2 separate regions of the Homo sapiens genome follow, and region 2 is linked to region 1. Evidence: read pairs that join two places in POLR2A ChIA-PET (ENCODE). Cell type or tissue: GM12878. All regions are shown on one strand. Links, peaks and the distances in the headings refer to the core of each region. The heading gives the core; the rest is flanking DNA. Region 1 overlaps SMARCA2 (SWI/SNF related BAF chromatin remodeling complex subunit ATPase 2). Region 2 has its middle 33 kb from the start of SMARCA2.

Region 1 (4,404 bases), core at 283-4,282:
TAGTGGATTTTCTTACAACATAACATACTTTCAACTTGCAATATATTTTTAAAAATCTATCTGTATTAGCCAGTCTTAGAAGTGAATGAACAAGATTAAGAAGTCTTATGGAATGAATAAATGAAGGGCTTCAGTTAATTGCCTTTTATTTTATACCTCTTGTAAAGAAAAAAAAAGAAATTATGGGATAAATTAAAATGTTTAACATTCCATCTCTATCACTTGCAGAATCACCGTAACTGTATGCTAGGAAGTAATTCAAGGCACCCACATGGCCACTATACCCATTCATCAATTTATCTACTCAGTAACTAAACTCCATCTTGAACAGAAAGGGTGCTACCCAGAGGCCAAGACCACAGGAAGTCCAAGGGAATATCAATAGCATTCTACGTCCAAGATGCATTCACCAGCAGAATAAAATACTTAAATACGTAGACTTTCACTGAGATATGCATGGTATAAAAGTCATTTTTAATTTTTTTTCTGACAATGCATAAAGGATTAGGGAATAAAATTCTCTCGTAACAAAGTGATCAACGTTGTACACCATCTTGAAAACTCCCACTTAAAAATGAACAGGATGAACCAATCTGTCCAAAAATAGAGTCGTTACCCAGAAAAACCACAATCATGCAAAAATAAGACATTTCAGAATTGGCTCTTCTAAAGAAAAAACTCAAATCAAAATACCTCATGCAACAAATAGTACACAATGCTAAACTGTCTCTAAGAGAATGAAACTTAGAATTCAAATATGCATGGTTCCAAAATATGATCAGAAACATATTAAACTAATACTCACATCCAACCCCAAAACATGGAGCTAAGGGCTCAAAAGGTGTTCTAAAGTACTGCAGACTAAGTTTCCAAAAGTTAGTCCGAAAAATACTGGCTTAAAATGTTCACAGGAACTTAATTTTTATGGCACAGAACAAAAATAATGTCCCCGAATAATTAGATGATGTGTCTGTAATTTGCAGGAACTCTGTTTTTTCACTTACTGTCAGAATGGTGACATCACAAACATCAAATGTTAAATAAATTTCTAGAAAACCTGTAAATGTTTACCACCCCCTTCAATGATGATACAAGTCCCCAACGCCAAATCTTCCATTCACTTATAAGCAGAACAATTCTACAGTGCCTGCAACAGTGAACTCAATGAGGTCCGTAATTTAAAAAAAAAAAAAAATCTAAAATTAAAATGTAAATGAGACTCAGTGAATTTGATAATTTCATAAAATCTGCTCGAACGCTTTTGGAAAACAGGCTGCAAATGCTATAATTTCCCTGCTCTCTCTAGCCCTATCAAACAAAAAAACAATTTAAGATATTTTCAAGATACTATTAACTACAATATGAGTCTGCTGTTTCAGAAACACAATTTCAGAGGCAGGTACTTCAAATATATTTGCTGGAGGAAAAAAAAAACCCACAACTTTTGGTTGTGCAACATACTTTTTCGGGAAGCTGGGATTCAACTTCTTTCTTCAGTCTCCTTAGTAAAAATGGTCTTAACACCTTATGTAGACGCCTGATGATCAATATAGTTTCTTCTTCATTTAAGTCCACCTGTAAGAGAGGCTTATTATGAATTTGATTTTTTAAAGAAAAGGATGTTTCATACAATAAAGCTTTATGTTACATATGTGTGGTTCAATACATGATTGACATTTTACATGCATTAAAGCCAAGTTTAAGCCTGTCATATCTACCTCTGAATTATCTTCCCACCTGCCTACCAAGTGGTAACAAAATGACCTCTAAATAGGTGTCTTTGTCTTAACGCTGAGTTCTATGGAAAAGAGCCCGGAAGCCACCAGTTTTTTATCAGTAGTGTCAACAGCCTCAAATTGTATGGGATATGACTGTCAATGAAGACAGACTGAAGACTGAGATAGAATGGGAGAAGGTGGGCAACAGTTAATATGTTCCCTATTTAAAGTGGCAGCCTTAAGTTAGGCCCTTCGTCTTGGTTGTCTCAGACACAGAAACATACTAAAGGAACAGGGGCTTGAACATATAAAGAAGAGGAACAAGAGTTGATCCAGTTTATGCTGGTGGACCTCTAAGTCCCTCTAACTTCACTCCTTTCCTTTTCTCAGCCCTATCTAGTTCAAGTTTAGTCCATCTTATACATTTCCCGGCTTTCTCTTTCACCTTCTCCTATTAACCTCTAGGGGGCAGAGTTGATTGACACTACTTTCTACAAATGGGCAAGCCAGTGAGTTAACTACTGAGGATGGGCCCATGTGCCTCAACATCAAAGGGCCAAATAATTCAAACCGAAATTTTACTAAAGCATTTTTAGTGGCTTTTCATTCCTATGAATGAGGAACCACTATGAAAATGACACGTGCCCATTTCTTTTCTTGCAATGGCCCATTGTCTACCTTTCATAAATGAGCTCTTAAGAGAAGACAGTGGAAGGAACAATAAGAAATTGGAAAATAAATGGCTACTCCAGGAAGACTATTTATGTACACACAAAACTGAAAATCACATTAAAACCTAAAAAGAAAAAAAAAAGGTCTGCAGAAAATGTGTGAAAACTAGTTCTGTTTTACACACAAAATCTTTATGTGGAAATATTTTAAAGGGAACTCCAAGTTTGTAACAAGGAAAGATTTGTTTAAAGCTTGTATTTAGTTGGTTAATTTGGTCTGGTTAAATTACTTCAGCAAAATATCTCCATGTTCATCCTCCCTGTGGCCCACTGCAGTTAAGCATTCCACCGGTTGGGACCCTTTTCTGGTAGCCTGGTAAACATGCTGGCAAAAGACAAAGGGGTTAGATGCCCCATGTACCACTAGATCCATTTTCCTAGGAGGGGAAAATAACCCCACCACAAGACCATGTCCACCCACCGATGGGTTTCATAAAATAAACAACAGTGGAAACCACCCTGCGGGTGTTCTGTGGCTCTAATGTTCTCAGCTTTAGGGCCTTTCATTTCATGTCATTATCATGCAGTGGAAAAAACAGAACTCAGACCAGTACCCTTTCACCAGTCATGGCAAATGGAGCATTGAACCATTGTTCAAATGTGCTGCAGCTCTTAAAAATTGTTGGGAGGAGGAAGTTGAGGAGGGCCCAGAGTTCAGGGAGCTTATTCTGCAGCGGGGTCCCAGTCAAGAGGATCCTTCTGGGGGCCACATAGTGAGTGTTCAAGACCTGAGTCAGCTTGCAGTGGTGATTCTTCATTCGGTGGCCTTCGTCCACTATCATGTATTTCCACCGAATCTATAACACAAGAGGAAGGACGGACGTGTAGTAAGCAAGGGAAAATACAACTATTTCCAACAAGCAAGTGGTGGTGCGGAAAACCAAAGAACCCATCCTTGGTATATGATATGCTGTGATTACCTTTGAGACAAGGGAATCTCAACAATGTCTCATGCCTGATAGGCCGCATAAGACATCCTATAATAATAGAATGTTAAAGGAACAATGTTCCTTACAGACCACGTAATTCCAAATCAACTTTTTACAAAGAAGGAAATTTGGGTCCAGAATGACATGGTTGTTTCCACGTGTGGATCCTGCCTCTCCCCATCCAATGCCCCTTCTATTAATACGTTATCATGACAGCTATCCCAGATTTCATGGTCATGCTATTTCAGCTCATGACAGGCACAGAATATAGGTACCCACCTGAAGCAGAGGTTAATGACTGATTTTTCCAAGATGGCCCTAGCAGGTTCTACAGCTGAGATATTCTTGGCTCCATGCCTTCTTTTCTATTAGCCTGGCTGGTTACTACCTTTAGGGCTTGGCCCGGAAGTGTGTTTTGTTTTGTTTGGACTGGTTGCTAACATTTAAAAGTTGGACTATTTCACATTAAATTTGTACATACGGCTTTTCAAAAATTAGGTCTGACAACGAAGCTCCCTCAATACACGCACATTCCTTACCTGCCAGATCTAGGACCCCTGTTTTATCTAAAATAAAAGAATATACTCACTGGCAGAAAGCGCACTGCAAAAATATCACTCCTGTATTTATGCCAAAACTGCAGAATTAAATACAGCATACTTCCCCAACATGACGATTGCGTAAAACGTCCAGAATGCTTATATGGCCCAGTCCTCCTTCCTGTCTACACAGTACGTTCCCTCTCTCATACCTTACCCTTCAGTCCTCTTAAGAGCACTGTTCAGTTTCTTAAAGTGAGAACAATGAGGAATGTTCCACTAAGCCTATCCATTCTCTACAAAACAGTGGCAATGGCCAAGAAAAACATCTGGTGCTCAGATGTCCCCAGATCCTGCTGCAAAGCTCCTAGAGAGAGAAGGGAGATGAGGAAAGTATTCTATACAGTCCTTGCCTTCCTCATTAGAAGCATCAGACGTGCCAGGAGAAAAGGAATAAAATCATCAGTCAGGCTGGGATGTACAGGTA
Region 2 (4,404 bases), core at 164-4,163, 110 kb after region 1:
ATGGCATGTAGTATAGTTTTAGTGAATGAAGAAAATGTATGTGTGTGTGTGTGTGTGTGTGTGTGTGTATGTGCGTGTGTATTTTTATGTACATAATTGCAATGCAATGACTAGTAAAAAAAAATTGCCTGGGGAATCTCAAAGCATGCCCTGCCAAAATTAAAATCAGAATGCCTACTTGATTACATATATAACTTTTGAGACGCACTTAGGGATGTATCCTGACTACAGTTTATGCCACAGTAAGAATGTGTTCCACCACCGAAACATGCACACACTTTTAAGAGCTCTGTATTATGGTGGTGATTCTGCTTAATGTTTTTGACCAACAGACTCCAACAATCCCCATGAATTAGCTGCAGTATACGTTGGGAAAGAGATTAGGTGAGGTCCGTGTAATACTCTGCTGAGGCGCTCTTCTTCAAGGGAGACCAGTTTCAGTATTTCTAACAATAGACCCCTCAGCTCCCACAGATTTTTCAGACGTTCATCTGAGTCCATCAAATGCTGAGGCTGAAGAGACACAAGCCCCTTTCCACGATTATAGCTGTCACCACTGGCCTGTGTGTAGGGTCGGGGAAGACCGGTGGCATTTTCTTTTTTAGAGAGATGTTTTTTACACTTGTTCTCTGAACTTTCTCTTTAATTTCTCTCACCCCAACAAGAGACCAAAATTAATTATTTCCTCATAGTAAGTCTTTCTCCCTCTCAATGGCAATACTAAATACAAATTGGAAGTATTATACATTGAGTAATGAAAAAATGTTAGGATTTACTAGAAAAGCTAAGAGATCATTTGAATTTAATAGTTGCTGTTGTTACCCAGTGCTGTGGAGGGAGATGATTTGGCATGGACTCCCATTTGCAAGCTGGGTAACCTGAGGCAAATCTCTTACCCTCTGTCTCTCATCCTTTGTTTCCTGTTTGACACTGAGGTTTGTTTTTCAGGGGGAAAAGAACCTCTAACTTAATCTGCCTATTTAAGGTCTTTTGTTTCAGTCCCTGTGAAAATTCAACCCCCAAGTAATTTGTTACTTCAGTCAGTATACAATTAACACACTATTGGAGGTTTATTAGCTGATAACTTCATCATTGCCACAGTTTTTCAAATTGATTTAATAATGGATGAAGCTAGGCCTAGAAGATGCTTTATGCATTTGACTTCTATCCTGGCTTAGGGCCTCATTAAAATTTGAATTTTGATGGTTAGCTTGTATTTTAACCAATAAACTAATTATCCCTCTACTTTTTAATCCTTAAAAGAAAATCAAATTTTTAATTAAAACAGAATCAGAAGAAGTCATAGTTTAGAAGGATGCAAATAACAGGAAAAGAGGGAAAAAGGCAGATTGTCAATGACTCTTAGAGAAATGTGTGCTATGGCAACTGGTATTTATTGGTCAAGACCAAAGTAATTTACAATTTACAATTTTTTTAAAAAAGATGTTCATATTTTTGCTTATTAGTGCTGTGAAGAATCAGTACTACAAATGGCACGATTAAACAAGGGATTCCTTTTTTTTACCTGCTTCACAAAATTGTTATAAGAATTAAATGTGGTAACATATATGAAAGCAATTTGCCGATTACAAAGTTCTCCATAAATGTGTAGTATTGCCACAGCAGCCATTTCTTAGAGACTATCAACTTTTAGGTCACTAATTTCTATGTGGCTTCATGGGCTTTAATTCAATGAGTTTCAGGAAAAAATAGGCCTTGATCAGTGCTGCAGAATGTGCCCCCATAAGAATACCAAATATACTGCCTGCAGAGTATTTTATTTGCTTTAAGGCCAAAGATCTTTTTCTTATTTTAAAAAATACATAAGACTTTCTGTTTATGAAACAATAAGTGGCAATGACAACTCTCAAGACTGAAAGCACTATTGTCTCATTTTAAGAACCACCTTCTTATTAGGAGAGGATGTTGTTGGCAGGAATGAATAATTAGGTAACTGTTTGTGGGCACATTTTCTTCAAGTCCCAAGGGGAACGTACAATTGTAACATCTCCTTGGATTATTTCACAAACATATGGCAAATGAAGCACCTGAGCCAGATGTACAAGCATATTATAGTATGTCTGTTTTAACTTAAAACTGTGAAATACATCAGATGGTGAAGTTATTTTGGTTGTGAACATCCATCATGGAAACAGTATGGAAGCATCTTTTCTTTGTTGTCCATTTTACTTGGACTGGAAATAATCAAGAACAAAACAGTTTGGAAATCCTCATTTGCAGTACAAGATTCCAGGTAAATTCAAGACCTAATGAAGTACATGGTCTGGGTTTAGCTGGGCCTCAGACATCCCCACATAGTTTGTTAATGCCTATCACCAATATTCACTGCTGGCAGGCCTGGAGTCTCAGATTACCCATGATTACTTTCAGTTCTTTTTTTCCCCTTCATCTTGTGTTTTTACTCCTCTGGACATGCATATGTGTTATTTAGTAGGTATTTTTTAAATAATGAGAATATATTTTCTACTGATTCAGTAGGGAGTTTTTGCTGTTTTTATTTTTAACCCTATTTTATTATTACAACATTGGTTGTTTATTTTACTAAACAGTCATCATCTGGTATTGGCTTCTTGGAATCATAGTAATCTAAGCAGAAATGCCCATCCCATTTGCTAGTGGGAACACTGTATTTTAAAATGAATGGTATACTTTTTAATCTGATTTACTCATGTTTCAGAATTAGAAGCTATAGATGCCACAGAACCCGCAAGTGTACAGTAAGAAAATAAGAATACACAGCCATGGGCAACTATATTTTCCCTTCAATGCATATGCGCTAATTCCATTAGCATTAATGAGTTCCCTGCACATGTACTTAAGAGAATGTGGACCAAGTCACAACGTAATCTATTTCTTTATCCAGGTTAAAGAAAGTGGCAGGGCGGCGGGACTTGCATTGTACTCCTGAGCTTTTCCTGAGAATTAGAATTATACAGGGCTGAGAGCATGCAAACAGTATGGTGGCAGTGACACCAGGGAAAAGGCACTTACTTTTTACAGCCAGTATGGCATACAGCAGAGATTTGGGGGTTGAATTACTATGGTTGGCAAATGTTGAAGCTGACAATAGAGGTCCACAGAGTCCTGGATATTCTGGCTTTGTGTTGCATCAAAATAAGGAAACAAAATATTTATGAACTTAATTCTGCCTCTCATTTTCCCGCCCTTGAAATGGCAATTCTCTGCATGATGATATGTATAGATGTGCAGTTCAGATGTGTTCCTAGCCAACACAGCATTGCCTAATGCGGTGCACCTGTGTTTTCTTGGTCACCCTGTTGTCACCAGGGTATGTTAAAGCACTCTCTCCAAAATAATTGAGTAGGAGGCAGGGCAGGGAGTGTCAGGGAAGGGGGCAGGATCTCTCCTCTCCCTTTATTTCTAATGTCTTCTCATTTGGAAAGCCTTGGAAAGTAGATGTAATTTCAAGTGACAATGTCAGGTTTATCCCAGTTCAGAGATGTTGATAAATCCTGGTATGGGACTGTGGTGACCCTGTGTGCCCTCATACGCTACCTGTCTCACAGGGATGTAGCTATATTTATAAAACACACATCTAATATTGCAGAACTGCTGAGGTCAGGGCATCTGAACCACACAGTATCAGGCATACAACCACACAAAACTTTGCATCACACAGAGGCCCCCTTTGTAAAGCTGCTAACCCAAGAACCTCTCTCCCAGATCAGTAAGGCCTCCAGTGTATTAATGACCCTTAACCTGAGCAAGCTCAGCACTCTGATGAGTCTGAGAAATGGACTTGTAGCATTGGGAGAAGCCACAGAAAGCTAAACAAAATGACTAGCAATGAAGGCAGACAACAAAACAAAGACACTGAATTTGTGCCCTTACCTTCATTTTCCCCCTGAAGATTTAAACTTCTGATGGTAAAAGCAATAATATTCTGACCTTAGAGGGCTGAGGTTCTGTGGCCAGTGGTTGTTTAAAGGATCATTCCTCAGCGGCACTGTATCACCAGCCCTAGCAGCGGCGGCGGTGGCGACAACAACCACAAAAACTGGAGTTCAGTCATATTGGCATCAGATTCTGGAAAGGGGAGGGCAGGGAGAGAGGGAGTCTATTGGCCTAAAAAGCTGAAACATCTGCTGGAGTTATTAACAGCTTTTTGGCTGAGTTCAGCAGCAGGGCACCTTGTGGTTGATAGATTCTTCTCTCAGCAATTCAAAACAATGCAGTTAAAGCAAATTCCTCATTTTCAGAGCCCAGCTTAATGAGGCATACAGTATTTTAAAAATAGTCACACTTAAAATGGTCAATAGCAGTGACTGCAATCAGTGGTTACCTTCAACACTCTATTGCGTTGTTAACTTTGCCAGGGTGATTGCATAACACGGATTTTTCAAAAGACCATGTAGCTCACTG

Evidence for each region. Peaks named below come from ENCODE experiments on the same cell type or tissue, not always from the same donor. Only the 100,000 strongest peaks of a DNase experiment are listed, where the experiment ranks them.
Region 2: POLR2A ChIA-PET joins it to region 1 with 5 read pairs; 1 of 35 experiments calls an interaction of 5 or more read pairs at or near these places.

The regions. Positions count from the first base shown.
Region 1 is chr9:2,085,671-2,090,074 of GRCh38, reverse strand. SMARCA2 (SWI/SNF related BAF chromatin remodeling complex subunit ATPase 2) reads right to left here. Exons shown (of 34, transcript NM_003070.5): 18 at 3,004-3,246; 19 at 1,462-1,575. Among named protein-coding and RNA genes, the nearest start is that of SMARCA2, 73 kb to the right of the region's middle. In GM12878, for the core only: a CTCF peak has its summit at 2,179 (motif pointing right); DNase peaks (open chromatin) are centred at 2,314 and 2,914; H3K27ac peaks cover 1,110 bases.
Region 2 is chr9:1,979,856-1,984,259 of GRCh38, reverse strand. No RefSeq gene overlaps it. Among named protein-coding and RNA genes, the nearest start is that of SMARCA2, 33 kb to the left of the region's middle. In GM12878, for the core only: no CTCF peak of the experiment used is centred there; DNase peaks (open chromatin) are centred at 2,019, 2,339 and 3,709.